Regions from separate parts of the Homo sapiens genome. Here all the other regions are linked to region 2. The links are chromatin loops, found by intact Hi-C in ENCODE. Cell type or tissue: heart right ventricle. All regions are shown on one strand. Each heading gives the region's core, and the rest is flanking DNA. Links, peaks and the distances in the headings are about the cores only. Region 1 overlaps MYH10 (myosin heavy chain 10). Region 2 overlaps MYH10 (myosin heavy chain 10). Region 3 overlaps MYH10 (myosin heavy chain 10).

Region 1 (10,621 bases), core at 2,530-10,529, 61 kb before region 2:
TGTTCTGTTTTCTGGCTTCAAGATCAGGTTCTTGAGGACCAAGGCCATGCTATATACTATCTCATATCCCCATGGCACCCCCAATCTGCATTTCCAGGCCATAATTGAGGATTTAATAAATTCTTTTCTTTTTTTTTGAGATGGGGTCTCACTCTGTCACTCAGGCTGGAAGGCAGTGGTGTGACCGTATCACTGTAGCCTCCAACTCAGGGCCTCAAAGGATCCTCCCGCCTCAGCCTCCTGAGTAGCTGGTACTACAGGCACATGACACCATACCTGGCTAATTTTAAAACTTTCTTGTAGAGATGTAGTCTTACTATGTTGCCCAGGCTGGTCTCGAACTCCTGGTCTTAAGTGATCCTCTTGCCTCAGCTTTCCAAAGCACTGGGATTACAGGCATAAGCCACCACACCTGGTCCAATAAATTGCTATCTGGATCTTATTCTACCACCACAATATTTACACATAAGGCCTGGAAAATAATTAAAAATGTAAACATCAAACCCTTTCTACTTCACTTATTTATTTTTTTGTTTGGAAACAGGGTCTCACGCTGTCGCCTAGACTGGAGTGCAGTGGTGCAATCTCGGCTCACTGCAACCTCTGCCTCCTGGGTTTAAGTGATTCTCATGTCTCAGCCTCCTGAGTAGCCGAGACTACAGGCACATGCCACCACATCCGGCTAATTTTCTGTATTTTTAGTAGAGATGGGGTTTCACCATGTTGGCCAGATTGGTCTCGACCTCCTGACCTGACTCAAGTGATCTGCCTGCCTCAGCCTCCCAAAGTACTGGGATTATAGGCGGGAGCCACAGCACCTGGCCTTCTACCTCACCTATTTTTGCTTGGAGTTGGTTATTAGGGTTGAAATGTTTAATTACTTTACCCCATGATTTTCACCTTTAGAGTACAATTATTGTGTGAGAGTAAAAAAAAAATATGCAAAAATGGTATATAAAGTATTTTGTCCTAGAGGATAAAGCAAAAGAAATGCAATTAAGTAACATTAAGAAGAATTAATATTTGTGAGACTCATTTAAAGGTCACAAAACCATTAGATTTAAAAACACTCTAAAAACATTTAAAAAATTAAGACAGGTAATTTTCCATTTGGAAGACTTTCGGCACAATTATTCCTATAAAGATACTGACCTAGCAAATTTTATGGGTTCTCGTCCATCCTAAAATAAAACTGCAGGTACATAATCATTATATTCTTAAAATGTAGGACTTCCAGTGTCATATGGACGCATATAATGAGCATCTCAAAAAACATATCATATAGTCATCAATAGTACTAATGTGAAATACTCCCTTCCCTTATTTACATAAATGCCCAAACAATTCTTTAGGCAACAAAGCAGTGATGAAATGTAATGAAGTGTGTTCATGTGCTTGTGTATGCACAAGTTACCTGGAAGTCACTACAAGCATGCCACCTCTAAATGACCCTATAAGCTACAAAGAAGCAACTATCCTCACAACTATAAGTAATTTAAGATTTTTGCTCTAAACGTGACTTGAAAGGTAAAATGATTTCTTATGTATTATAAAAGCCAAATGAAAATTTTCTATTGCTTTCCTTAAACTCAAATTTCTAATGTGCTGGAACTACATCTCTAATAGGGGTGAATGTCTTCTAGGTTCTTCCTCTTCCCGATGTGCCACTGCTCCTCCTGACTGCAGGTACTGTACCATCCATGATCTCTAGCCATTAGACCTCCAACACCTTCAAACATGAAGAACACAAGTGGCAACCAGAGATTGAGCAGCAAGAACCAGAACTGCTTCAAAGCCTGCTGCACCTCCTAGGAGAAAACTCTGCGTTATTCAAACATACCTACTTAACTAGTGTTAGAGCTTCCTCTACGTTACAGATATCGGTGGTTAATCATGTTTTAGTTTTTCTTATATTTTGGCAGATAGCAAAATAAAATAAATGAAGCTGACACCTTGTTGAGCAAAAGCTAACTGATAAGGAGTACAGAACCAGATTGTCAACACTTGCTTGAGATCACATGGAGCTGAGTTCCAAAAGTGAATGAGTTATACACTCGAAGCTTGAACGTGAATGAGTTCTATGTATTTTTACAGAACATTAAACCACCAAGAAAAGAGTTTCTGATGCTTTCTAAGATTGCCACTAAAAATACATCTGACAAGACTTCCCTGAGAACAAAAACTTCAAATTAAAAAAAAAAATCTGGCAAAATAAAAACATCTTTGTACTTTAAAAGGCCAAACTTTAGTTATCTGCAAAATGGATTTACGTGACACGTCTTGTTCTCAGCTAAATAAAGTGTCAGGTGGAGCTCCACATCCTTTGAAAGGTACACACAAATGCCAGCGCACAGGGCCATCTGCAGTCTGTGCGAGCCAGAGCCCACTATCCAGTATTCCCATGCAAGCAAGGACAGGAATCAAGCTGCGAGGAGAGCTAAAGAAGGGTTTTACTGGCATGCTACTGACTTTTAAATTCTGTAGCTATTTTATCAGAGTATCACCTTCCTAGAAAATTTAGATCAGAAAATTATTTCACCACTGAACAGACTGGGTAATTTCTGTCTTGGGTTATGCCACTTAAGGTCACTGCTTGAGTGGAAAATGAAAGACAGCGAGCAAGTGAGCACTCTTACAGGTCTCTCTATTAGGTCGATGCATGGCTGCAGATCCAGCCCGAAATCGATGAAGTTCCACTCGATGCCTTCGCGCTGGTATTCCTCTTGTTCTAGGATAAACATGGTGTGGTTGAACAGCTGCTGCAGCTTCTCATTGGTGTAGTTGATGCAAAGTTGTTCAAAGGAGTTCAGCTACAAATGTCAAAGGGTAATTTTCCAAACATGGGGAGGTGGAGGGAAAATGGGAATAATTAGTTATGTAGTTATAAAAAAATTTTTCATTAAACATTACTAATTAGGTAGGAAGTACATGATTGCTTCTATCTAATGACAGTGACTAAACCAAGGGGGGTGGTCTCCCAATCCCTCTCTCACACACAGCCTTTTTGAAAAGGTAAAGAGAAAGAACATACTGTCTATGGCTGCATTACTGAACTGCTAAAATGAAAAGATAATAAACTTAATATGCTAACTGAATGCTCTGCAAGTAAAACAATTCAGTTCTTATTAGTGAATGGTTAAGGACTATAAATAAATAAATGAGACAGTAAGAAAAAGAAGAAAAACAAAGGCTTGGAAAAACCAGAGGCAAAGGAAGGCGAACAAGGTGGTGGGCGCGCTTCTGAAGCTGGGGTGGAGAATGCATTTGGTTCTGTCCCACTCCACTGTCACTCAGGCTGTGGGCTCTAAGGTGAGGTAGGAAAAGAGTCATCTTTACTGCATGGAATTGCTGAGAGCTCAGCCAGGCCTGGCACATGGAATGCGCTTAGTATGAGACTCTCTATCGTTTCTCTAAGCATTCCCTTCCCTTATCAAATGTTTGACCTTTGCAATACCAAAAGTGATATTGGACTGCCCTCATAAAGTGAATTTAGGCATTTTTCATATGTTATTGTCATTTCTGTTCCTTCTCTGTGAACTCTGCCCATTTTTTAAGAGAAAAATTGATTGGGCGAATGCATAGATGGGTGAATTAATAGGTATAATTTTCTTAATCATCCTATACACTAGAAGTGCTCAACCTCTTTCCTGCTTCTATACTGTTCACACAGCTGCATGTGCCCATAAATAACCTCTTTCATTATAAAAAGTGATTTTCAATTAAAGAGGATTTAACCCATCTCCAAGGAGTTGATTTACAGTCTGAAAAAGCCACTCCAATCTTTTCCATTCTCCAGAAGCTGTTAAATTCACTATTTCAGAATGAGGTCATGCAAGGAGGGCAGGGGCAGTGCTTGCCTTGCTCAACACTGTATTTCTGGCACGCATGACAAGCCTCATATTTACAGACTGCCGGATTCTGCTTATTCATGTTCATGTAGGTGAACTTTGCTTTGCCTCAGGATGATGACATCCTATTGCTCTATTTAGCCTGGGCCATTACAAAGAAGGTTTTTTTTTTTTTTTTAGGAGTCTCGTTCTCTTGCCCAGGCTGGAGTACAGTGGCACAATCTTGGCTCACTGCAACCTCCGCCTCCCGGGTTCAAGCAATTCTCTGCCTCAGCCTTCGGAGTAGCTGAGATTACAGGCATCTGCCACCAAGCCCAGCTAATTTTTGTATTTTTAGTAGAGACAGGGTTTCACCATCTTGGACAGGCTGGTCTTGAACTCCTGACCTCGTGATCCACCTGCCTCGGCCTCCCAAAGTGCTGGGATTACAGGCGTGAGCCACCACGCCCGGCCAAGAATGGTATTTTTAAAAATGAATTTCTACTTGTCTTCCATATTTAAACTACCAATTATAATTTTAATTGATTTTTAAATCAATAATGCATGGTAGAAAATTCAAAGTGTACAAAGAATTGCACCAGTTTCACTTCAATGAAACTTACTTGTTCTCCCTATTATCAACCAGTATCTCCTATTTTTGTGATCTTTCCAGAAATATGCTATGCATTAAGAAATGTGTGTATGTGTGTGACCCTGATTTTTTTTAACTTAACAATGTATCTTGTTATGTTGTGGGATCTTTCCTTAGTGTATAAAGCCAGCCCATTCTTTATAATGGATGCATAGTATTCCACTGTATGGAGCTATCACAATAATTTGAACCAGTTTCCTAAAGGTGGGCATTTAGGCTTTTTCTTTCCTTTTCTCATGACAAATAACACTCACTGAACAACTTAGCATTTTTACCATCTACATAAATGTCACATTTTCCCATCGAGAACAGGGTGTGTCTCCTCACTTGTTCAAGTCTTCTTTTCTTTTTTGCAGCAGCACTGTAAAGTTGCCTTCATTTAAATCTTGCCCATTTCTTTTAAAATTTATTTTTAGGTGTTTTGTCTGTTTGTTGCAGTTGGAAATGTGGGTCTTTTCTTTCACTATATCTTCTGATCGTTTATGTAGAGGAAAGTGACAGATTTTTTTAATGCAATTTGTACCCAGCCACTTTTCATGATTTCTTAATATATTTACAAATCAAAACACCTTAAAGCAATCTCTTAGAGTGGCAGTGGCAGGTTCAGTATTTATGAGGATAGACTTATAATTTTAAAGGGGTTCATTTTAAAATAAGACAATTCAATACCCAATAGTGGCTACAGTAACACACAGATGATCACAAAAAGCACTTAATATTTGTGCCGTACTATATTTACATAGTTTACATCTATATTTATGGAAATAAAGATATAAATTTTTAGATGCCCCAAATTTTATGCACCTCCCTGAAACACCGTAGCAGGTGTGTGACTGTGAAACTTTTCTGCATTGATGATGAGTAAGTATTTGGATAAATCTAGTCAGATCAACAGTGAAATCTATTGTTAAACCCTGGTTATATCTGCAGTACACAGATCACTGCCCGTCCAGGTGCCTCCCTCTCACTTTGCTCCTCTCCTGATTCCCCAGCCAAGCCCCCGTCATCTTGCCCGTGTTCTACTACAGTGGCCCCCTTGATGGTCTCTCGACCTGGCCCCATGCTCTTCTCCACGTCTCCAACTCCTCTCTCCCTCTGGTCAGCTATATCCAGTCATACTGGCTTTCTAGCAGCTTAGAACATTTGTTAAGTTCTGTCCCATACAGGACCACTGGAATTACTCTCATTATGCCGGGAAACTGACCGAGGCTGGCAGCTTCTCATCCTTCAAGTAAGCCTAACTGTTGCCAATGCAGAAGCAACCTTCCCTGAACAGCTATCTCAAGCTGGCCTCCCAGTTCTATCACAGCACCCTTTCAGTGCATTCTCACAGACCTGCGGATTCACTGATTATTTGCCATTTATTGTTTGGCTCTACTAGAATGGCAGGGACTGTATCCCTGGTGCCTCGTATGTACTGGGCACACAGTAAGCCTTCATATTTGTTAAAAGAACAAACAAAAAGAAGGACGAGCTAGAGGAAGAGGGGGAAGAATACCTCAAAAATTTCAAATCCAGCAATATCCAGGATTCCAATGAAAGATGCTCCCTGACGTTTGGTCCTATCCAGAGCTTTATTGATGCGATGAACGAGCCAGCGAAAGAGCCGCTCATAGGTAGCTTTTGCCAATGCTTCTACTGCAAAATCTGCCTGTAATTAAATCACAACAACCTTTTATTCTGGAAACAATCTCAACAAAGCATAAATAGCTGTTTTACGGAATTTAATGTTATACAGCACTCAAAAAACCTGAGATGGCATTCACTGCTTAATCATGTCTCAATTTTACACATCAATAGAAGGCAATATTAGAAGAATTAAATGAACACAGGGAATAACGAATTTGGGGGATGGGTAAAGACGCCTAATAAAAATAAGCTCCTCCCCATGCGCCTGGGTCCTGGGTAGCACTGTCCGCCTGGATTCAGCTCAGTTAAGCTGGTACTTTCTCTCTGCTGTACCACCCAGCACAAGGACAAGGCGGCAGGGGCCCTTGTGTTGGTCTGGTTCCCGAAGTATGCAGATTTGTCTACTGGATTATCTATCTACCTGGGGAAAACTAGAGATTATAATTTGACATTTACTTTTTTTAAAAAATCACCTTTAAAAAAATTTTTTTTTTTTTTGATACGGAGTCTCGTTCTGTTGCCTGGGCTGGAGTGCCGTGGTGCAATCTCAGCTCACTACAACCTCCGCCTCCTGGGTTCAAGCAATTCTCCCGTCTCAGCCTCTTGAGTAGCTGGGACTACAGGCGCATGCCATCACGCCCGGCTAATTTTTGTATTTTTAGTAGAGATGGGGTTTCACCATACTGGTCAGGCTGGTCTCAAACTCCTGACCTCAGGTGATCTGCCCACCTCAGCCTCCCAAAGTGCTGGGATTACAGGTGTGAGCCACCGGCCCCGGCCCCTTTTAAATTTTTTCGAAAACGAAAAAGTAAATATACTTAAAAAAAAAAAACTCATTTAGTACCTAAAAACACCCATGTAAGACAGTTTATATTGATTCAGTTTGTTACATGTCAATCAGAAGGCCAAATGGCCATGGCTTATCATTCAAACAAATCAGTAATAACAATGAACATGAAACCTACCTGTTCTTTGGTCTGGGCTTTTTGCACATAGTCTCGGCCGACCTTGATCCGGGGAGTCAGGATGGCCCGAGTAAACTCCATCACATTCATCCCAAGAAGATGGCAGAGCTTCTGCGCAACTGAAGTGTAAAAAGTCTCCTAAATCCTACATTTTTTACTTACAATCTACTCACAATATATTCAATAAACACTGGAAAAACCTTAGTAACAATTAAATTGTATTAAGAAATAAATAAAAGTCTTAAAATCAGACAAGTTTTAGGTCTAATGAAAAATACCTTCCATCTTTTCAAATTAATACACACTCATTTTTAGGCTACAAGAGATGGCTAGTCAGCATTTGACTGCCTTGCCTATTTATTCATTTTTTTAGAGGCAGGTTCTCACTATGTTGGCCAGGATGGAGTGTAGTGGCTATTCACAGGCATGATCTCACTACTGATCAGCACGGGAGTTTTGACCTGCTCCATTTTCAACTTGGGCTGGTTCACTCCTCCCTAGGCAACCTAGTGGTCCCCTACTGCTGGGAGGCTACCATATACTGATGCTGAACATAGTGTAGACAACCGACGGGCATAGCACGACAGCCTAGAACTCCTGGGCTCAAGCCATCCTCCTGCTTCAGCCTCCCGAGTAGCTGGGACTACATGGCCACTATGCCCAGCCTCCTTACCTTTACAAGAGTGACCTGATCCTCCTCTATTTATGGGTCATTAAAAAATTTCAAAGCCAAGCTATACTAATATATGCCTTACTCTGCATTTTAGATGGCTCCATTTTAAGTCTATTTAACCATGGAAAAGCCATACGGAGGATGGAGGCCCAACCGCCAATCAAACTACTTTGACTGAATGACAGATGAATGGTCCTGGAAATCAACAGCCCTAATAGGAGGTGCCACAGCTTGGCCAGAAAATGGTGACCAAGAAGCAGCAGGAGAGGCAGGCCCCTTAGAAGAGCCACACAGAATTAAATTGTTATCAAGCCTCAAATTGGTTATAAAAAACGATTATTTCAAGGGCAGATAATGTGACTTTATGTCAGCCTTCACCCGCCACAGTGGACTGCGGATGCCTCCATGAGGCAAGATAACTAACTTGTTAGAATAATCAAGCAGTCAAGGCAATATAGAGATTCCTCACTTTTTCTCTCCAGACCATCTGAAGCAAACTGATATATATATAATATATATGTATATTATATATACATATATTTAATAAATATATACTTTATATCCATATTATATTTATATATTTATATTAAATATATATTTAATAATATATTATATATATATATTTGGGTCACAAACTTTTGTTCCTGACCAATGCAAATTTAAAACCATTTTCGACATTTAAAAATGGGAATATTTCCTATTAAGATCTAGATTTCCATTTTTCTTTGAAAAGTCACTTATATTTGGCAATACTGGGCCTGTAATCCTGGCAAGGTGCACACTGGCTGGAACTCGGCAGCTGCACCACCCTCTCAGGTAAGTGTGTGACCTCCTGCGGCTGAGTTCTCCTCCCTCAATTCCCAAGGCCTCCTGCATGCTAAGGCAGAGACCACTGCTCCTTTTCATCCTACACCCTGTCCCCTGTCCTCATTTATAGAATCAGAGGAACCCTCGTGTAAATACACGATGTTGTCACTCTACTCAAGGGTCCCTTCAGAAATGCTTCAGAGGTGCTTTTACGCTTGCACTGTAACACCTTCTTAGAGAGCACAACAAGCCATCGAAACAGAAATAAAGTCAGTATTCATCAGTTTACCTGTATTTTCTGGCATGGAAGCTTGATCAGTATTTCTCTCCTTTTTGAAAGAAATATTTCCAAACTGTAGCACTGAAGATACTACTTTAAGCATTGCTTCATATTGATAAAAAGAAAAAAAAAATTAATATTGCCTCAAAATGTAGCGGAGACATATTCTCATTTATTTTGTGCTAAAAATTAGCTATACAAAACTTTTCAGTAAGACATGTCTTTTCAGGATTTCATACAATTCATTAGTTTCCCAGTCATTTTCTAGTTTAGGTGATTTACCCCAGATGTATAAGTCTTAGGAAAGTGAGTACCAGAATCTTAGAGAAATCACACATACACAGAATCTCTTCATGGGAGAAGCCCATTATGTGCATTGCTTCCATGGTCTCCTGGAAATTATCTTTGTCTTGCTGTCCCGGAATAGGAATATAGCCATTGGAGAGAAACCTGTAGTTATTAAATCCTTCAAGAAGCAAATCAGCTAAAAGGAAATATAATGGAAGAAAATTTGATAAATACTCATGAAGACAACTAAGCCATAACTGCATTCAAACTGTGCCAGTGTCACAGGAGAGCAGTGGTCACCATGCAACCCATTGCCAGCAAAATGTTTTTTTTCTTTATATATTCATGTAAATACACAAACATACATTTTTTTAATTATCTGTACCAACAAAGGAAAATGATGATGTTAACAACGCAAAAACCTTAACAGGAGTTTTGGGGATGGCAGTTTGTACAATATTCTGTTTGAAATTGGTTATCTGCGAAATGATGTCAATTGTCCAGATGACAAAACTCTATTGTTTTCAGATTTAAATATTTTAGCCCTCTTTTTTGAAGGAAAGCTTTTAAACTCATATTCTATATTCCTATCTTAGCAAGTAGTTTGCAGCAAACACTATGAAGTGAATATGAAAACTACCATGGACATAAGCTAAAGATACAGTGATGTGGACCAAGCACGTCCCGAGCCCAGCAAAGGCCCTGAAACACTTTCTCCAAGCCAGCTTGCTTGGTGGTTAAGTTGCCTTTAGAATGATGATGTGATGTGGCGCAGCAGACTATTGTAACAGGTACCCGCACTGACTACTGTACCGTAGGAGACATGAATTAAAGAGAACTTACTCTTTTGACAAATGCATTCTTGAGAGCCAAAGAATATTTCTCAGGAGTGCTCAAAATAGCAGGGCTATTTATCGTTATAACAGATATGCAAATATGCTCCCAGCTTTCTTTGTGACTGGCTCTCTTGCTCTCCTGCAGAGAATTTCTGCAGGTCACCCTGTCCCGTTATTCTTGTCTACATCACATTTAACTTCTACAGGGTACTGCCTGCTGCTTTCTTTTTCTATTTCTTTCAACACTTTGATCATTTTAAAGAATTTACTCGCTCTCCCTCTCCCTCTCCCTCTCTTTCCACGGTCTCCCTCTCATGCTGAGCCGAGGCTGGACTGTGCTGCTGCCATCTCGGCTCGCTGCAGCCTCCCTGCCTGATTCTCCTGACTCAGCCTGCCCAGTGCCTGCGATTGAAAGCTCGCGCCGCCACGCCTGACTGGTTTTGGTGGAGACGGGGTTTCGCTGTGTTGGCCAGGCCGGTCTCCAGCCCCTAACCGCAAGTGATCCGCCAGCCTCGGCCTCCCGAGGTGCCGGGATTGCAGACGGAGTCTCGTTCACTCAGTGCTCAATGGTGCCCAGGCTGGAGTGCAGTGGCGTGATCTCGGCTCGCTACAACCTCCACCTCCCAGCCGCCTGCCTTGGCCTCCCAAAGTGCCGAGATTGCAG
Region 2 (10,621 bases), core at 1,251-9,250:
GGAGTCTCGTTCTTTCGCCCAGGCCGGACCACAGTGTCACGATCTCGGCTCACTGCAAACTGCGCCTCCCGGGTTCACGCCATTCTCCCGCCTCAGCCTCCCGAGTAGCTGGGACTACAGGCGCGTGCTGCCACGCCCGGCTAATTTTTTGTATTTTCTTTAATACAGACGGGGTTTCACCGTGTTAGCCAGGATGATCTCGATCTCCTGACCTCGTGATCCGCTGGCCTCAGCCTCCCAAAGTGCTGGGATTATAGGCGTGAGCCACCGTGCCCGGCCAAGAAACAGAATCTTAAAAGCTCTTGGCAGCTTGGATGGGGAATTGAATCTAAAATGATAGATCAGTGGGGCCACGTGCTCTGAATTCTCCACACGGTCCTTGGTCAGGCTACTGATCCTCTTCTTAGGTCCAGTGACACTTAGCTATCCATTCACATTTGTAATTGAAGACCTAGATTGATTGGCATTGGTAGCCGGTGTGAGCTTTACCAGCAATGCTGCATATGCTAATGTCTGACTAGCCCTGCAGATGCCCCCTCAATTATGTTGTGTAGTAGATCAGCAGGTAGCCCCCTACTTACAAAATCAAATACAAAGGGAAATTGTTTAGAGTGGGTTGTTTTCATTTTCTGTATCAAACTTTTAAATTTTTATGTAATCAAAACTATCATCAACTAATTCCTTTTAACTTTCACATGGAGGTTTATTATTGTGGATAAGAATGTGTCACACTGCCTGGTTTTGAATCCTAGCTTGTATTTTTCACTATATACACTTTGTTGGTCAAGTTATTTATTTAACTTTCTTGTGCCTTGGTAAAATAGGGATAGTAATTCTATTTACTTTACAAGCTTGTCATTAACTAAATAAGACACAAAGCCTTTACCCAGTGCTTGACACACAGTAATTTTCAATAAATGTTTATTCTAGCACTAAAAATGATATTAATAATATGATATGCTGATAAGCCACATCTGCCTCATATCTTCCTCATTCTGTTTACTAAAGAGGAGTTTTCACCAGCAAAGCCACAGAGCCAACAATTCTTCCTCATACTGTATCCATACAGCTGGTCTGGGAACCCACTAATGGGATATAATGTTTATCCCTGTTAACTATTATGTTAGATTCAACTCCTCATTCAACCTGTCAAGAGATTTTTAAATCCTGTTTCTTTTCATCAAATGTATCATTATCCCTCCCAGTTTCATGCCATTGACAAATTTTACAGGAATGCATCCCACCTCTTCAAGTATGCTGATAAAAATATTAAAAGGGGGCACACACCCTTTGGTGCACATCCGGATAGATCTGGTCAACCTCAGTCATTAATCAGTCATTAATCAATATACTCACATTGTTTTCAGACTGTTCTCTTAACATATTTTAAGCTCAAGGATTGGTTTAAAGGTTTCCCTTTTAAAAAATTAGAATGATACATGTGAGCCTGTCCCCATCTTTCTGGAAACTCCCCTTCTATAGAATACATCAAAGACCAGAGGGTCAACAATCTCAATTGTGAGATGTTATCTGTTTAAATGAGGAACAATATGGGCTTAATCAGAGAAAGAGAGCGCTTTCTTCTGTTTCTTCTCCCACATATGGCACAGTTTGCTCACTAATACAAACACTCTTCTGCATCTAAAGATCATTCTTCTTAACAGAGACAGAACCAAAAACAAAAAGAGTGGATGATTCTTCATTCTCCATCTCTAACAGCAATTTTTCACAGTCCTAGCCATTTCTTAGTATTCCCTAAGAATACTAAGAAATTGTATTGAACTCCAAAAAAAGATTATTAAATTTAATCTTTCTTTAAAAGCCTAAGCTCATTTTTAAATTACAAAACTGTCCTTACCAACTTATGTATGACACTATTCTAGTCTTGAAGCACCTCCTGTTTGCCCTGGAAGATCTGGTATATAATAAGTATCCAAACAAAAACTAGAAGTAGGACGTGGGTATTGTACTTTATTAATTCCTTCACACTATCCTTCAGACCTGATCACCAAAAAGAACTTGCCATGACCTGCAATTTGATGAAAAGTGGGTGCAGCACAGCCCGTTTTCTGAAGATTGTGGAACGATTTTATAAGAACCTTATGCTTTTTATTAAAACTTATAGAATTTAGTAACAAAAAATACATTAAAAAGGAGAGAGAGGGAGAGTTATTACAGAAGATTGGGTTTTCACGTAGCACCAGGAACTCCCATGTTTAAATGAAGTCTTGTAGAGCAATAATATTAATTGCATTCAAAACCACTACATTCCGGTCTTTTAAAAATGTCCCTCCATAAATCACTGTGTCTAAAGCCAGGGTTCAAATGAATGACTCCTCAAATTTATATTCATTCTGATCCAAAGGAATACAATCAAAATCAACCAACTTAACACATGCTTTTTAACTTTTATTGTCACCCTTTTACATGCATTTAAATCACAAATAATACTTTACAATTTTTCTTTCCCCAGTGCAGCATCTACCTTTCCTATTATTCTTCCTATTGGTTTTAAAACCTAATATAATGAGCTTTGGTTAGACCGCCTTGTGGTGGGAATCAAATGTATATGAAAACTAGATGCTTTTTAACATACAAATTTATGAGGTATTGTTTTAGAGCAACAAACATACTTATCATACTTACAGAAAATGGCTGTGTTGTCTGTTTTAATCTTAAAAACTCAATTTTTCTACAATAAACATTACTTTTTTATTAATTTTAAAAAAATAAAATTTAACTTTTGTAGAATACATTGAGACATTAAAAAACAGTAAATTACATTTAAGAAATTCTGAGCATTTAGTATTCAAATATTTCCAATTACCTTGAAGCATGCATCTGTAAGCAGATTCAGATATAGCATAGATGTGTGGAGGCATCTCATGACGCTTCTTCCCTCTGTACATTTCAATAATATTCTCAGAGTAAATTGGAAGATTCTTGTAAGGGTTTATAACTACACAGAAGAGTCCAGAATAAGTCTAGAATAAAAATAAAATAGAGTATTAAAAAAAAAACCTCTGCATTTATCAATCAGGGTCCAATCAGGAGACAGAAACCAAAGAGTCATTTAAGCAGGAGATCTTTACCTTTTGGATAATTAATCTATCCCCCAAATTAAACTTAGCCTATAATGGGCAATTTAGTACTATGAACCACAAGTAGTTCTCCCACAGATAGCTTATTAAGTGGCACTCTGCTGGACTCAATTTCCTCATCCATGAAGTAGAAATAATGCGAGCTTCCTGACTTCACGTGGCTATCATAAGGTACAATCAATATGTTATTTACTTTTTTACATTCATTCTCTCATGAGTACACAAGCTATGAAAAGCTCGTTAATGCAGTTTCAGATTCCATATTGCAATTAATCTTTAAGAAAATAGCATTTGTCCAGTTTGGGTACAGTATCAAAGAAGAATATCCACAATTATCTAAAAAGGGTATTAAAATACTCTTCTTGGCCAGGCACGGTGGCTCACGCCTGTAATCCCAGCACTTTGAGAGGCCGAGGAGGGTGGATCACAAGGTCAGGAGTTCAAGACTAGCCTGGCCAAGATGGTGAAACCCTGTCTCTACTAAAAATACAAAAATTAGCCGGGCACAGTGGCAGGCGCCTGTAATCCCAGCTACTCAGGAGGCTGAGGTAGGAAAATCGCCTGAACCCCAGGGGGCAGAGGCTGCAGTAAGCCTAGATCGCATCACTGTACTCCAGCCTGGGTAAGAAAGTGAGACTCCATCACAAACAAACAAACAAACAAACAAACAAAAGAAAAACCACTCTTCTTTTTTTCCAACTAAATATCTCCATGGCTGGATTTTCTTCATATGCCTTACCCAAAATGACATGTTATAAGAAAACAGAATGCAAAAGCAGATATGAGATTCCAGCTATGTTTGGTTAATACTAAAGAGATTTGTAAAAATGTAAGAGTTTTCATCTGTCTAATTTTTTTTTGTTTTGGAAAATACAGGGATTTTTTTTTCTTAAAAATGTATTTACTTATGTTAACTTGTCATGATTAACTACTATTCTTTTTAAATGAATTAATAAAGATTTAAAATGTATTTTAATTACTGATACAGTAAATATCAATAAACATAAGCCAAATAAACAAAAGCTCTTTGGGATGGATCTTCAGTAAATAAAAGCTGCTAGGCTAGAAAATACAAACTTTTCCTGATCAATACTATCAATTACACAGAATTGACCCTATGAATGCTTATGACTTGCGGGTTTTTTAAATGTAGACAGAATGATTTCTGAGAATATTCTACAAAACTGATTCTGGGCACTACGGAAAAACAAGAGCAGTCAGAACCGCTGACAGATGCTCTAACCCTCTAAGGGACTGAAGGCATCTGGAAGGGCACTCAGTTGCATTATGAAACAGATCTTTTATTTGAGGTGATTTGGGTAGACCAAAATCTAAAAGCAAGAGGACATGAAAAAAGGCTGGAGAATTGGTACTGTATGGCCAGCTTCCCCAGGGAACACTAAGGGGGATTCTAACTAACAGCCGTGTTCATAAGAGCTGAAACCCCCAGCAATTGCCACCAGAAAGCTCTCCAGAGACTACTCTGTTTACTAATGCTAAACCAAGAGAATGAAAGCCTGCCAAAAAATTTCAAGTGATCAGAACTGTCTCTCTGGCTGCCCGCCTTGTATTTTCCTGAACTCACAATTGCAGGCTCAGATGTGGAACGCACTTCCTACTTAGGTTAGCAGTTTAGAAGGGGCAAAGGGCCCTTATCCTAAATTCAGATTTGGGCTGTTTGCTGAAGCCTTACTACTGAGCAGACCAGGAGGTTATCTGTTCGTTCTTTGCCTGAGACTGTACTAATTACTATAGACTCCTCAAGTCTTCAGACTCTTGGCCTTCTTGTATGCAAAGTACAGACCTGGCAAACCCTGGCTGGCCCTTGGGGTTCCCAGACCAACACCTTGCACTTTCTCCCAATCAAGTCTCTTGTCTATCTAGTCCCGTATTTCTTTGCTGCCCACAGGACAAAAGGGCAATGAGGAACAATAAAAATAAAGGCTTTATTAAGGCTGAGAAAAACAAAGGAGAGGCAACCTCAATACCTTTTTAGGAGTTTAATTTATATAACGTTAACAAATCGCAACCATACATTGATGAATTTTTGTACAACCACCCTCACTTTTTCATTCAAAAATGAGATCACAGTCTATAAGGAAGCTACAGATTATACTCTTCAATTTTATAAAAGGCATGTAATTAGAGACTAGAAAGTAAAAAAGCTCCAAGAAAACGAAAATACACAAATTCAGTTTAGTGTCCCATAGCACGTATGGCATGGTAACAGATAATAACTGACACATTTAATCAGAAGTAATTCCAACATGTGTGTCTACCATGCATTAGGTACTTACCTGAGGACTACAATAAGAGAGAATAAGTCTCACAAATATGAGTTCATCATCAAAAATATAAAAGGTTAACTAATCATCAGTATCCCATGCTTGCCAAAATGGAGCAGTAATCAATGCTTAAGAAGGAACATTATTAAAGTGCTTAAAGAGCTAACTTCTAACTACCTAAAAAATTAGCACAAGTATTGAGCTCTTGTATAAACTGATCACTGAATAGATACTGCACCAGTTCTGTCTTCCCCCAGACACATGGTAGGAAGGCAATATGTTGTTAAAATTATTCTGGAGACCTTAAAGTTCAAATGAACTTAACTAAGTATTTGAATACACACAGAAGATACTAAGCTTCTTTAAGAAACATACACTCTGGGCATGAAGACAAATAGACGCACACTAAACAAGCTACAATGCAAAGCACCAAAAAGAGAAAGAGAAAGATGAACTGGTATTATAAATAACAGAAAGCTCTGGGGCAGAACACAACAAACCCCAGGCACTGAAAGTCATGACCACCTTGTCAGAGACTGTAGAACAAGGTAAAAAATGCAGACCCAAATGGTCTTTGATGTTCTTTTTAAAGACTATGGGGTCAAAAGGAGAGATAAAGGAATTCCTATTAAAGTAGTAAAAGCACAAAACTCTTACAGTGGCAGGATATACTCGAGGCAGTGCGAGAAGACCAGCATAGCAAAAATAGTTTGTACCATGGAATGTGAGCGACAAGGGCCTAAAAAAACAAACTGAACAATTCGGATTTTGTCATCTATGGGTGATGAGGTATTGAAGGTTCAGGAGAGAAAAGTGATTGGATGAAATAAGCATTTCAGACAAAGTACAAATCTGGCAGCCATACGGAGAACACATTGAAGGGGCAAAAGGTGAGAAGCAGGAAGACACGTGGAGACTGCTCAACGGTCCTTGGCACAACAGGGCCTAGATGACAGAAAAGGCAACACAAAACAGAGAAGGCCGGGACTTCACAGTGCTCAGAAACTTTCAACACAGAAAAGCCATTAAAGACCGAAGTCAAAGAGGACTCCAAGGTCTCCAGGCCTTACAGAAACATTATTCGTGGAAGGAAAAACAACTGATTTGTGGGAAAAGATAACAAATCCCTTTAATGTACTGACACTGTGGTATGGTGGGTGAGCCAAGCAGGATGCCTCTTGGGCAGCTGGAAATATTGGATTGCCAGAGCCTTGGGAAAATCCTGAAGAGCTGCAAAGGCCTGAAAGGTTAAGTTTGCATAATAACACTACTGTATACTTTACCTAAGGGAGACATACAAAAATATTTGCAGTTGGAAACATTTACAAATTTTCAAGCCCACTATGCTGCTTTATGCCTCCAGGCTCCCACCTATGCTGACCACTCTGCCTGGAATGCCCATCTTCCTCTGTCTATGATTGGGAAATTTTTTTTTTTTTTTTTTTGAGACGGAGTCTCGCTCTGTCGCCAGGCTGGAGTGCAGTGGCACGATCTCGGCTCACTGCAAGCTCCGCCTCCCGGGCTGACGCCATTCTCCTGCATCAGCCTTCCGCGTAGCTGGGACTACAGGCGCCTGCCACCACGCCCCGCTAATTTTTTTGTATTTTTAGTAGAGACGGGGTTTCACTGTGTTAGCCAGGATGGCCTCGATCCCCTGACCTCGTGATCTGCCCGCCTTGGCCTCCCAAAGTGCTGGGATTACAGGCATGAGCCACCGCGCCCAGCCGATTGGGAAATTTTTCAGCCTGGAAGTGCCCGGCCTCTGTTTAAGAAAGCAGGGCTATGTATATGCATTGTTTCATAGGTTCAAAGGATTAGAGAAACAGGAAGTGTAGGCTGGTGCAAATGTCAACGCAATGGAGCAGAGATACAATAGTCTCCTACTACGAACAGGGATTGAACTGGGAATATCATGTAACCCTACATCCCAACTGTAGCTCTCAGAAGAAATCAGACCACCATCGAGAAGGAAAGGGAGGAAGGAAAGAATAATTCACCCATACCACCTGCAAACACTGCACCTAGTTAAAATTCACATGCAAATTTTGAAAAAAAACCTAAATAATAAGATCATCATTCAGAGGATTCAGAAATAAATTACCTGTGGAAATTATCTATAAAATAACTAAAAGAAAACTTTAGGAGACAGATTTATATCTGTAACAGAATATAGTATAACATAGAGTCTACGTATTAGGACAGAAATGCATAAGAAAAAAAATAGGTGACCAGGGCCAGAAAAGACTGTAAGGAATCATCTGAAAACGTAAAATTAAAATCCACAGTGGAGAAAATAAAGGGCAGAATGGATACCTCAGGAAATCAAGTGATAAGAGCAGACATTTATTATAGGAGAGCATCCTTCTTAAAGAAAAATAGAACAATGGTAAAATAATAAAAGAAAATGACGTTACAAAGGCAAAACTTATCAGTAATAATAATACATAGAGGGCAGAGGAAGGATAACTAACATTAGTTGCTATTGCTTCTTTGAGAGAAAATAGCAAAAACACTCTGTAAAAAAAAAAAACTTGAGAAAACTGTGTGTGTGGAGGAATACACATTGAATTAAAAGGAATTCGCTAAGCTAACAAACGCAGAAGGAATAATGGCACTGGACTCACCATTTTGCAGCTCCCAGTGCCACAGTGGATCTGCACAATGCCCATCACTATTAAAATTTTTAGGTGACTGGCAGATGAGGCCACTCCTCATGCACAAACCAGGCTGGCAAAACCTAAAATGACTCACTACTGATCAATCTCAACATCATAAAGTGAGAGACAATGTAGCATTAAGTGTCTCCTGAATCTGAATCCGTTTAAGCCTCTGGATCCAATTTATGGATTTTTCTCCTTCCAGTTTATAGGGAGCACCATAGGATTGCAAAAAAAAAAAAAAAAAAAAAGGGTTGGGGGAAGCGGCCGGGCATGGTAGCTCATGCTTGTAACCCCAGCACTTTGGGAAGCCACGGTGGGAAGATCACTTGAGCTCAGGAGTTCAAGACTAGCCTGGGCAATATAGTGAGACCCCTATCTCCAGAAGCAAAAAAAAATAAAAAATAAATAAAAATAAATAAAAAGAGGGGAGAGAAAGAGATTAAAAGTGATATAACAATTGCTATGCTTTGACTGTGTCCCCACAAAAGCATGTGCTGGAAATTTAATCCCCAGTGCAACAATGTTGGGAGGTGAGGCCTATTGAGAGGTGCTTAGATAATGAGGGCTCCACCTTCATCAATGGATTAATGCCAATTATAAAAGGGCTTGTGGCTATAAATTCTATCTCTTGCTCTCTCTTGAGCATGCTCTTCTTGCCCTTCCGCCTTCTCCCATGGAATGATGCCGCAAGAAGGCCCCACCAGATGCAGCCCCTTGACCTTGGACTTCCCAGCCTCTAGAACCATAAGCCAAATAAACTTCTCTTGTTTATAAATCATACAATCTGTGTTATTTTGTTATAGCAACACAAAACAGACTAAGCAACCAATCTCAATATGTCAACCTTGTTTGGATCCTGAATTGTACAGACCAACTATTTATGAGATTATTTATGAGACAAAAGGAAAATAAGAAAAGTAACTGAATATTTGATGATTAGAGAATTGTTATTTCTTTCTTAGATAGATAATAGTTATGCATCCCAAAACCCGTTGCTGAGAAGATGCTAAGCAGAGCTTTCAGCAGCACAAAAGTCTAAGAGAACAAAAATTAAAACATTCCAGTCTACTCAGGAAGAGGTTGGTGTGGCGGTGGTAAATACCCCAAGCTTTCAGCTGGGACCCTGATGGCTACACCCTAAGAGTTAAGACTATATGAGAAACAGACCAGCCCTCACACAGCGTGAAGCCCAGTTGGAACAGAAGTCAACTCCTGCATGGACTACATGTCCTAGTTTCCCTAAGCCTGCCTGCCCAAAGCAAAACTCTAGAATAAGCTTAATGCCAGCCAGAGTCTCAAACTATTTCCACAATTCCTTGTACACAATAACTGGGCATATGAGGCAACAAGTTGTGGCTGAAATCCAAGATAATATCTGGAACCTCTGTGTGTCTATTTTTATTGACTTGTATTATTGCCCTGGGTTACAATATGTTCAAGTAATTAAAGACGTGACTGAGAATTCTGACAGAGAACTGGAAACTATTAAAGGAAAAACCCAAATGAAAATTCTAAAACTGAAAAACAAAACAAAACAAAACAAAACAAAAAAAGAAAACCAGTAACTACAATTAAGAATTCATGTGTTAAACAGCAAGCTAGATACAGCTGAAGAAACAATTAGTTACACGGCATTTTAATCAGAGGCAAACAGCCAGAGTGATCCATGGGGGAAAAACAAGGATAAAAATGTAGAGGAATGTGAGACCCAGATGGGACGAGGTGAAACGATCTGGAGCATGTGAAGTATGTGAGTCCAAGAAGGAGAAAAAAGAGAATGAGGCAGAAGCAGTATCTGAAGAGATAATGGCTAAGAATTTTCCCGGACCAACAAAAGCCATCAAGCCACAGAGTCAAAACCACTACAATCTCCAAGCTGAATGCAGTAGTGCCCCTTATCTGTGGTTTCACTTTCTGCAGTTTGTTGTCCACAATCAACTGTGGTCCAAAAATATTTGTTGAAAAACTCCAGAAATAAACAGTTCATACATTTTAAATTGTGCACTATTCTGAGTAGTGTGATGAAATCTGGCACAATTCCGCTCCATCGTGCACAGACCGTGAATTATCCCTTCGTCCAGCATCATCATGCTGTACAGCTATTAATCACTTGGTAGCCCTCTCAGATCTCAGATCAACTGTGTTCAAGTCACCTTTATTTTACTTAAGAATAGCCCCAAGCACAAGAGTAGTGATGCTGGCAATTCTGATATGCCAAAGAGAAGCCACAAAGTGCTTCCTTTAAGTGATATGGTAAGTTTTCAACTTAATAACGATAAAATCATATGCTGAGGCTGCTAGGATCTATGGGAAGAATCAATCTTCTATCTGTGAATTTGTGAACTAGGAAAAAGAAATTCATCAAATCATCACAAGAAGAGTACAATAAGATATTCTGAAAGAGGGAGAGAAACCACTTACATAACTTTTATTAAGTATATTGTTTTAATTGCTCTATTTTAATAGTTATTGTTGTTAATCTCCCACCACGCCTAAATTGTAAATTAAATTTTATCATAGGTATGGCCAGGTGCGGTGGCTCACACCTGTAATCGCAGCACTTTGGGAGGCCAAG
Region 3 (10,621 bases), core at 963-8,962, 51 kb before region 2:
GTCCTTGTGATCCCTGACATTCAATCAATCAATATCCACCACAGGCTCTTTCTAGTACTAGTGGAAGCAATAACATATATTCAGTTGTAAATCTAGAAATAAAAATATTTATTCTACTTAATTTCATTAGGTAAATTTCTTTTCCCTTACTTTCATATTTTAAAACGTTGAAACAGAGTTGTAAAATACGCATCATTTGTCTTCTAATTTAAAAAATTTTAAAAAAGAAATAAAAGTACAAAAGATTATATTATCTACAATACCTGCCGCTTAAAATAAAGTACTTACCCCATGGCATGGAAGTTCAATTTCATTTTGATTTTCATGATTTAACCAGCTGGAAATTTGGTGTTTTGTGTGTAAAAAACTGTTTCCCAAAATTGTTTTTTCTCAAAAAAAAATTAAAAGAGATATTCCAGTGAATATAAAATAGTAAAAACCTTTGTAACTTACACTTTAGGTGTTCTCCTGCTCCAGATAACAACTGGTAAAAGATATGAAAAGTACGTTCATCTTTTGCTTGACGAACAGCACGAGACTTTTCCAGAAGGTCTGAGCAAAGACAGTTAAGAATTAAATTATTTAATATAATTCTTAAATAAATAAAGGCCCTCTTTCAGCGTCTGTAAATTTAAATCATAAAACATCTTCTTTCTCTGATTATTATATAAACTATCCTGCAATGAACTATTCTAAATGACTGTCTTCCATCTGTGAAAAAAGAAAATAGGTGCAACTTACGTTCCTCACTGATCTTCCAGAATCATTGGTCTGGGAAGGAACTTAAAGATTATACGTGCTTCCCTCACTCAGCTCCACTCTACCCCATCCTTCCCCTAACTTGGATTACATTCAAAGAATACCACACTATACGAGGAACTGTAAGAAGCTATTGAAAATGAAGTACAGTTGTTTAAGGCAGGAGAAGCTCTATAATACCAGATTAACACAATTTTATAAATAAGGAAGCCATGGTATAAGGAAATTAGTCAAAATAATATAGTTAATAAGTGGTACAGTTAGGAACCAAAAACTTGGCTTGACTCCAAAATGCATGATGAGAGTGCCCACAATGCTACCCTATTGAAAGCCTCCTATATGAGAGGCACTCGCCCTTCACACTCAGCAGCACATGTAACTTTCCCATATGCCTTGACAGCTACGATGAGATTAAGCACTAGTCTTCCCTCTGCTGCTCTGAAGAACCGGTGCGGCCAGTACCTACGCCTGCTGCTACCCACCCTGCCTGGGCTTCCCAGGGGGCAGGTGGCACAGTCCCCAGCAGCTCCTGCATTTCAGACCACTGCACACCCAGCTGTGTATCTTATCTGGGGCTCAGATCCACAGTTCTTGATGCTCCCGGAGTTCCTATGGGTTGACAGTCACACCGGCATCTCAGAGAACGTGTATCACAGCTTTGGAAGATGTTTGCCTCTCTTGAGGTAAACCTTCCCTGGGGCCACCAAAGTAAATTAATTCTGTATGTGTCAGATAGCCTGAATTTTAAGTCAGACTATCCCACACATCCTCCACGTCTGGTGAAAGACACACTCATATGAATCATGCTCTGACACACCTATATGAAGAAAGCTGAACTGCAGATTCATTCTCCTGTCATTTTCAAGTATTTCCAGATTTTGCTGGCTGTGAGTCCATTTGGAGGCATAAAATACTGTTCTTAACCAGAAAATCATGGTCTGTCCCTTGAAGGATAGAAATAATGTATTTCTATCACTGGAGATTATTCTATTAAGTACCCGAAAACTGTCATCTATCTTTCTAATTGGCACACTATCATTCAGAATCATTTCTATTTTATTACATCTATACTCAAATGTGTTTTACCTGGGTATATATGTGCATACACATATATAAACCTTCTTATGGCCATTCTATGCAGGTGACATTTCTTAGGACTATTCTATGTACTTGACATTTTATTTTTTTCTCCAGCTTTATTCTACTTAACACTAATTGAGATTACTTTAACTCTGTAATCTTATAAGGATGTTTTCAATGATTACATGCTCATCCTTCTAATATCAGAAGTAGATGGTAAAAAGTGGGCTAACAGCAATAGGGGGAGGGCAACTGCATTCATCTGAATGTCCTATATCACACAAACACTGTGGCACTCTCCACTTCCCCAGCCATGTGAATAAGTTATGGCCTGGTTTTACAAACAACAAAACAACTTGGAGTTAATATTCACTAGTCGAAAGTATTTGAACAAGGCATGCTATCTCTGGGCTCAAGTTTTATCATCTGGATTTTGGGAGTGATATCACAGACGGTTGCCATGGGGTTGTAGGAAGACTAAATCCTTCTTTATTTTGGATTATACATTTATGAAAAAGGATACATGTTTCAATGTTGGCCCCAACGATATAGCCAGTTACATCAAAGTTGATCCGAATAAATTTGCCCTGAAAATAAATTAAAAAGAGAAAATTGAAAATAAGTAAGTACATACTGGATATGAACACTAATAAACTAAGAAGACAACAAGTATCCATGAATTAGTTACAATAATGGATCTTATATATTGCCTCAAACAAAAAGAAAAAAGAAGAAAACAGGCTGTGATACATTTCAAAAAAGTAGCAACAGAATAGGCTATTTTCCTGGACTATAACATAATAAAATTAGAAATTATTAATAAAAGAAAGTAGTGAGATCCCAGTCATTCAGAAGTTTTTAAAAGCTCTTCTAAATAATCTGAAATATGAGAGATTTTAATAGTTTTAAAGGACCACTCTATCCAGCACTATAATGGTAGATTTAAAAATCTGAATAGTATAAATGATTTCCTAGAAAAATAGAAATCCATTCAAGAAAAAAAAAACCCGAAAACTTAACCCATAAAAATAAAAAATAGTGAAACAGAATTATTTCTTTAAAAATGCTGGATTAGTCTTATGAAACAATTTTACAAATTTCTAAGGAATATTTGATTTCTTTACTATACATAACTGTTTTAGGGAAAGAGGAAAATCGTGATTATTTCATCATTCATTTTATAAAGTTGTCATAACACTGAGTACCCAATCTGATAAAGATATTACAAGGAAAGCAAGCTGGGCGTGCTGACTCACACCTGTAATCCCAGCACTTTGGGAGGCCAAGGCAGGTGGACCTCCTGAGGTCAGGAGTTCAAGACCAGCCCGGCCAATACGGTGAAACCCCGTCTCTACTAAAAATACAAAAAAATTTAGCTGGGCATGGTGGCGCATGCCTGTAATCCCAGCTACTCGGGAGGCAGAGGCCAGAGAGTCACTTGAACCCAGGAGGCGGAGGTTGCAGTGAACTGAGATCGCGCCACTGCACTCCAGCCTGGGTGACAGAGCGAGACTCCATCTCAAAGCAAAATAAAAGCAAATATGGTATGGTTATATCTTACTTATAAAAATATATATAAGGAGAATCGCTTGAACCCGGGAGGCGGAGGTTGCAGTGAGCCGAGATCACACCACTGCACTCCAGCCTGGTGACAGAGTGAGACTCTGTCTCAAAAAAGAAAAAAAAAGAAACAAGAAAAAAAAATTAAACATGTTAAACATTTTGCAAAACAAACATAATGATCAAGAATGGTTTATTCTAGGACTGCTAAGAAGGACTGACACTAGTAAACATACCAGTATTATTCATCATATAAACAGTCAAGGGATTGGAGGGCTTCCTTTGAGGAAACTGACAAGCTGTCTCAAGTTTATTGGGAAATCGAAAAGGACTTAGACTAATCACAACAATTCTGAGAAAGAAGACCAGGGCTGGGGGAATCACACTACTTGATTTCAAAAAGCTATAAATTTACTAGGACAGTGTGGTATTGGTGTAAAGACAGAGATACAGATTAGTGAAACAGAAGACAGTCCAGGAATTGATCATGTATGTAAGTTAATTCATTTCAACAAATGTGTCAAGGTAATTTAATAGGGAAAGGAAGGACAGTCTTTTCAATAAATGGTGCTTGAAAAATATGCAAAATGAAACAAAACAAAATTAAAGGAACCTAGACTTTTACCTTACACTACATATAAAACTTAACTCAAAGCAGATCACATACCTAAATACATGGGCTAAAACTATAAAACTTCTCAAAGCAAACAGGAGAAAATCTTCATGACCTTAAATTAGACAAGGATTTCCTAGACAGAATGCAAAAAGCATGAACCATAAAATTAAAAACTGGTAAAATGGATTTCATCAAAATTTAAAACTTTTATTCTTCAAAAGATACCACAAAGAAAATGAAGAGAAGCCACAAACTGGGAGATAATATTTGGGAAACACATGTGATAAAAGGCTTGTTGCCAGAATATACAAAGAACTCTTATATTTCAATAGTAGGACAAACAACCCAATAAGAAAACAGGGTAAGTGATTTGAATAGACACTTCATCACAAAAGATATGTGAATGGCCAACAAGTATATGAAAAGATGTACACTATCATTAGTTATTAGGGAAATCTAAGTAAAAACAGCCACGATGAGACACCACTATATACCCACTAGAGTGGCTACACATTTTAAGAAAGACTAGCAAAGATACAGAATAACTAGAACTATCAGACAACCCTGGTGAGAAGGCAAAACGGTACAGCCAGTTTGCCAGTTTCTCACGGCGTCAAACACAGATTACTCTATGACCCAGCAATTCCATTCCTGGGCGGGGTTTCACCCACGAGAAAGGAATGCATGCATCCACATGGACTTGTACATGAATGTCCCCAGCCACTTTATTCTTAATAGCCCTAAACTGGAAACAACCCAATGTCCACCAACTGGTGAATGGATGAAGAAATCGTGGTATATTCACAAAATGGAACACTACTGAGCGATGACAAGGAATAAACCAGGGACACACCCAACAACGTGGATGGATCTAAAAAGCATTCTGCTGTGTGAAAGAAACTAGACATAAAGCACTACATACTATATGATTCCATGTACTTGACATGCCAGACGTTACTGAAAACTCTAGGGACAGAAACAGGTCAGTGGTTTCAGGGGCAGGGGCAGGAGGAGGGAACTGACAACACAAAGGCAAAAGAAACCTTTCTGGAGTAAGGGAAACATTCTTCCTCTAGAGCATGGTGCTCACTACACTACGTACACATTTATCTAAACGCACTGAACTGTACACTGAAAAAGGTGAATTTTATTGTATGCCAACATTTCAAAAACAATCAAGGGAGAGATCTTAGGAACTCCTAGATAAATGCCAATTTTAAAAATATAACTCAACATCTGTTTTAGACAGATGAGCATGGCCCCTGTGCTAGGATGACATTCGGATCTGTGAAGCATTCTATAACATAATAATAATTCAATTCTGTGTATTTACTATAAACATATTAAGTTAAATATGCTTCCCTATTAAAGTGAAAGCCGTTAGATTTACACTCTTCTGCTTATGGTGCCAGGCAGCTTGCCCATCCTTTTACTTACGACTTTAGGGCCCTTCTCACCCTTCCCAAAGTGTTACTTTTTCCAGTGTATTAATATTTACCTTATATTAAAAAAATGAGTAGTCAGTTTGGGATGCTACCTACTAAAGAAGTTCCTCAGCTATATTTTATTGTATGCAAATTACACCTCAATAGTTGATTTTAAAAAAAGAAAAGAGGAATCACTTTCTAAAATGAATAATCCATTGTATTTTTGCTCAATATTATGAGCATTCATTAAGAACTCACCCCATTTTCCTATTAAAAAAAACCCAAACCAAGCTAGCAAACAAGGTGAAAGGGAATGTGTGTGGGGAGTGTGGGGGAAGAGCCCTGGGAATACACTGACTTCCTGCTTGAGGAGGAACAAACTGTGATCAGCTTGCAGGATTAAGTTCTATCTCAGGTGTGTGTCAAGGAGCTCCTTTAGCACTCCTGGTTCTCTTTCCAAGTGTCCTAACTCTGCCCCACCAAAATGTACCTATTCTATTTCACGTTATCTGACAGCACGGCTTTGCACTAAGAAATACTTGACGAGCTTGATATACTCAGGCACTATGTCGTCATCACAACAGAGGTGCATTCCATGAAGGGCCAGCTCCCAGTGCCACTAAACCACGGAGTGTTCAAGAGGGAGTTGGAGTAAGAAGCAAAGGCATTTTGTGACAAACAGGCTCTTGCTACATCTTACAAAGTCATGAACAAAAAAACCACTGATGCTACATAAGTTATCAAAACAAATGGCAAAAACAATATTACTCTGGACATGAGTCTAACACACGTGACAGTGAAAGTCGACAATGTAATAAAAGATATGAATTTAGGATTTCTTTAGAAGTTAGGATGGTGTTAGTCACCAAACCTGCAATGCCCTCTAGCCTAGATACTGATTTTATGCCATCAAATTTACTGAGGTAATGATTTAAATTCCCCTGGAGACCACAAGGCAAATCCATCATTATGAGGCTGCTTGACTATCAGTGGTGAGCATTTAGTATTTTTCTTCTATAGAGACCTTGTTAATTAAGAGTCGCATAATAAAACTGACAATTTGTTTAGTTAGTTTTGTTTTATGGTGTGGAGAGAAAGTTTTGTTTGGATTTTTGTTTTAATAGGAGAAAAATTTTCCCTTCTTTGAGATAGGCTAAACAAATAAGCACTCTACACAAATAATATAATTATTGGCATGAAGAGATGCTGACCTAATGCTCCCCAAACTTAAGATGAACACTGAGGCTGTGCTTTTTCAACATCTGAAGAACAATGTGGTCTGTGCACTTCCACACATAGCACAGAGGTGCTATGGGAACATAGAGAAAGGAGGAGAGAAGGCTTCACAGAAACAGTGCCAGCCGAGCCTACCAATCTTAGTGTTTACCACATACATTAGCTGCTTCAAGCTAAATGGTATTTCAAAGATAGGTGCTGTGCTTAAGTTCACTTGAAAAAAACAAACAAAAAAAAGCAAAACAAAAACAAAAACACTACAAAGAGTAGGAGTCCTTGGCACACTGCAATCTAATTTCAACTTCTAAGTTGTAACATCTACTATGTTGAAGAGATACAACATTCTGGGTTAATAGCTATTCGAGATAGCAACTGTAGGCACCCTTCTCTCTTCTGCCAGTAGGCTCTTACTTATTATTGCCTTTGCATTGTCAGAATGCAATAGTTGAATATACAAAATTCTGATAGCTCATATTTTGTTGACAAGAGAAAGATCTTTTTTGCTCTGTAATTATAAAACATTTTCATCTTTAGATTTGTAAGCATCAATTAGAATGGTCAACCCAATGACTTCTCTCATTTTATATTATCTATTTCCTTCTAACAATTTTCACATACACACCTGCTTTCTGCATTTGTCCACTTATGAAACTTATCCAGGTACATATTGGTACAGAAACATCATACAAGATTAAAGAATACTGTTATTTTAGCAAAGAGATGAAATAACAGTATTCTTTAATCTTATTGCAAAATACTAAGGAAAATCTTCCTACAGAATGACCACCTGGATGCTAATGTCATGTTTCTTTTTTGCCCTTAGAAATATATATAATTCTTAAGTTTGAGAAAATTCTAGGCTATCACCTGGAGACTCAATCTGAGACTCTCTTTATATAATTGATTTCATCATCATCTTTACAGTCTACCATGCTATCTGTCTCTTTGTATTCATCTTCCGGTTCATCCAATGTTTGTGAAATGTTTTTCTGTCAATTTCCTTCTCACTGACATAATGACTAGAAATTGAAAACTTCTGATTTTTCAACTATGTTCACTAAAAGCTAAAAATAACCTACAAAGATGGTTTCTCTAGTTTTCTTTCATACCTACTTGAAAGACAATGCAATATTTGGGGTGATATAATAAATAAATTAAAAGATGAAGCAATAGTTATTACTGTAGCATCCTTCTAGGCAATCCCATTATTCTTATTATTTTATTCTTTTTTTTAGCATAGTTGAGAATAAATGAGTTAATAATGAATCAATTTCTAAGATGACAAAACAGCAAACTATTTCAAGACACAGAAACAAATAAGATCACTAATACTCCATAATGTATCTTAGATTTACAAAATGCTTCAATGGACCCATATGTAATTACAAGAGAGAATGAACTTCATTCTATTTTAAAAATAAGTATATTTTGTCTTTGTTTTTTGGAAGACCCCTAAGAAAGATTTAAGTTAAAAAGCTATCAATCCTATGAATAGTTAGAACTGTTCAAAAAAGAAACTGAAATTGGGTCCTGATGTTATACTGATGGTTAAAATTCTCCACAAATAATTTTAAACAGCTGTATTATCTATACACTACCTCATTGAGTTAATAAAAATATTGCTATTTTAAGAGACAGTAGTCAAAAGGCAATGTTATTACCACAGAGCTGCTAAGGACACACGGCCAACGTGACTGCCTGGGCAAATGCGTTCTCAAACTTCTCATTTTAATTCTGCGGAAAGGTTCATCAAAATCATATGGTATCACCTAGTTCTTATTTTAAGAAAACATTTCACTAAAAAAAAATTCTTTATATCCAGTAATATAAACTTTTAGCTTTCACCAACATGTATGTTTAACTTCTTTATTAAGTATATATATATCAACATGCGGTTTAAGCTTTCAACTCCGAATACTATTTCCTTTTTTTTTCTTTACCACCTCAAATAAATTAGAAGTTTGAAATTCATCAAACAAAACTAATTCTTTATTTGGGCAATATGATAACATTAATACACAGATAACTTTGAATTCTAGCAACTGTAAAATCTAAACTTAAATGTTATTTACCGTATATTTAGTGAATTTATTTTTCCCTACCTTCACGGGACATTAAAATAGGAAAGGAAGTTAGGTTCAAAGGAGAAATGGGGCTTTGTAGTCATCGCTGCCACCTGAAGCCACCTGCCTCTAGCCATGGTCAACGCCACTGTGTTCTTTTGACATCATTGTTGATGGTAACTCCTTTGGCCCATGCAGCTCCTTCGAGCTGTTTGCCGACAAAGTTCCAAAAACAGTGGAAAACTTTCGTGCACTGAGCACTGGAGGAAAAGGATTTGGTTATAAGGGTTCCTGCTTTCACAGAATTATTCCAGGGTTTATTTTATCTGCCAGAGTGCTGACTTCACACACCATAATAATGCCAGTCCATCTACCAGGAGAAATTTGATGATGAGAACTTCATCCTGAAGCACACAGGTCCTGGCATCTTGTCCATGGCAAATGCTGGCCCGACACAAATGGTTCCCAGTTTTTCACCTGTGTGGCCAAGACTGAGTGGCTGGATGGCAAGCACAAGGTCTTTGGCAAAGTGAGAAGAGGGAGTGAATATCATGGAAGCCATGGAGTGCTCTGGGTCCGGGAATGGTGAGACTGGCAAGAAGATCACCACTGCCAACTGCGGACAACTCTAATCAATCTGCTTGTGTTTGATCTTAACCACCAAATCATTCTTTCTGTAGCTCAGGAGAGCATCCCTCCATCCCACTTGCTCACAATATCCTGTAATCTTTGTGGTCTCACTGCAGTTCTTTGGTTTCCTTATTCCCCTCGACATCAAGCTGGATTGTAGTTAAGTTTAGGATTATAAAATAAAAACTCAGTAACAAAAACAAACAAAGGAGAAATGGGAGAAAATTAAGATTTGGGGCCTCTCCTCTCCGGTCCGTGCCTCCAAGATGACAAAGAAAAGAAGGAACAAAGGTCGTGCTGAAAAGGGCCGCGGCCACGTGCAGGCTATTCGCTGCACTAACTGTGCCCGATGCATGCCCAAGGACAAGGCCATTAAGAAATTCGTCATTCGAAACACAGTGGAGGCCGCAGCAGTCAGGGGCATTCTGAAGCAAGTGTCTTCGATGCCTATGTGCTTCCCAAGCTGTGTGTGAAGCTACATTACCGTGTGAGTTGTGCAATTCACAGCAAAGTAGTCAGGAATCGATCTCGTGAAGCCCGCAAGGACCGAACACCCCCACCCCGATTTAGACCTGCGGGTGCTGCCCCATGTCTCCCACCAAAGCCCATGTAAGGAGCTGAGTTCTTAAAGACTGAAGACAGACTATTCTCTGGAGAAAAATAAAATGGAAATTGTACTTAAAAAAAAAAAAAAAAGATTTGGGGCCTCTGAACAGGTGAGCTGTAGAGAAATGTTCCAAAATAATTCAGACATGTGGTCACTTACTTAGATAAATAAGCAAAGTCACCAACATGCAACACTCTATTCCTCATCAGTTCCCTAGCTTGGTGTCCTTTTCACACCTAGGGTCCATAGTGGCACTAGCCATGATAGTGAGTGCCAGTGAAATATCTTTCGGCTAGATGCAAAGGGCCAAGCAAAGAGCAGTGAAAGAAGAGATGCATGGAGAACAATGATGAAGGAGACAGGGCTGCAGGGGCCTGTGGTGTGGAAGGAGGCAAAAGAGAACGGTATTTCTGAAAATATATTTGGTAACCAATAAATCTCAGTTATAAGCCAAAGCACTAACATGTATTCTATTTTAAAAACACTTTAACAAAACAAAAACCTTATGAAGTTGAAAATTATCAACTTTCTAGCTAAATGACACTCATACTCAGATATTTTACAAGACATAGCCAAGCACTTTGACAACCTGACAAAGTGAAATTTCAGAAGCAAAAATGAAAAACTTTACTGAATATCCCCA

What was found. Peaks named below come from ENCODE experiments on the same cell type or tissue, not always from the same donor. Only the 100,000 strongest peaks of a DNase experiment are listed, where the experiment ranks them.
Region 1: a loop joins it to region 2, with 3 times the contacts of the local background. A loop is called at or near these places in 2 of 110 quality-filtered maps.
Region 3: a loop joins it to region 2, with 5 times the contacts of the local background. A loop is called at or near these places in 2 of 110 quality-filtered maps.

The regions. Positions count from the first base shown.
Region 1 is chr17:8,539,471-8,550,091 of GRCh38, forward strand. It overlaps MYH10 (myosin heavy chain 10), which reads right to left. Exons shown (of 43, transcript NM_001256012.3): 10 at 9,174-9,317; 11 at 8,843-8,938; 12 at 7,074-7,192; 13 at 5,978-6,130; 14 at 2,637-2,810. Among named protein-coding and RNA genes, the nearest start is that of MYH10, 86 kb to the right of the region's middle. RefSeq lists an enhancer at 3,741-4,035. In heart right ventricle, for the core only: no CTCF peak of the experiment used is centred there; no DNase peak of the experiment used is centred there; H3K27ac peaks cover 887 bases.
Region 2 is chr17:8,601,999-8,612,619 of GRCh38, forward strand. It overlaps MYH10 (myosin heavy chain 10), which reads right to left. Exons shown (of 43, transcript NM_001256012.3): 3 at 2,828-2,984. Among named protein-coding and RNA genes, the nearest start is that of MYH10, 23 kb to the right of the region's middle. In heart right ventricle, for the core only: no CTCF peak of the experiment used is centred there; a DNase peak (open chromatin) is centred at 4,673; H3K27ac peaks cover 3,000 bases.
Region 3 is chr17:8,551,593-8,562,213 of GRCh38, forward strand. It overlaps MYH10 (myosin heavy chain 10), which reads right to left. Exons shown (of 43, transcript NM_001256012.3): 8 at 2,363-2,426; 9 at 454-552. It also overlaps the pseudogene PPIAP52 and the pseudogene RPS26P53. Among named protein-coding and RNA genes, the nearest start is that of MYH10, 74 kb to the right of the region's middle. In heart right ventricle, for the core only: no CTCF peak of the experiment used is centred there; no DNase peak of the experiment used is centred there.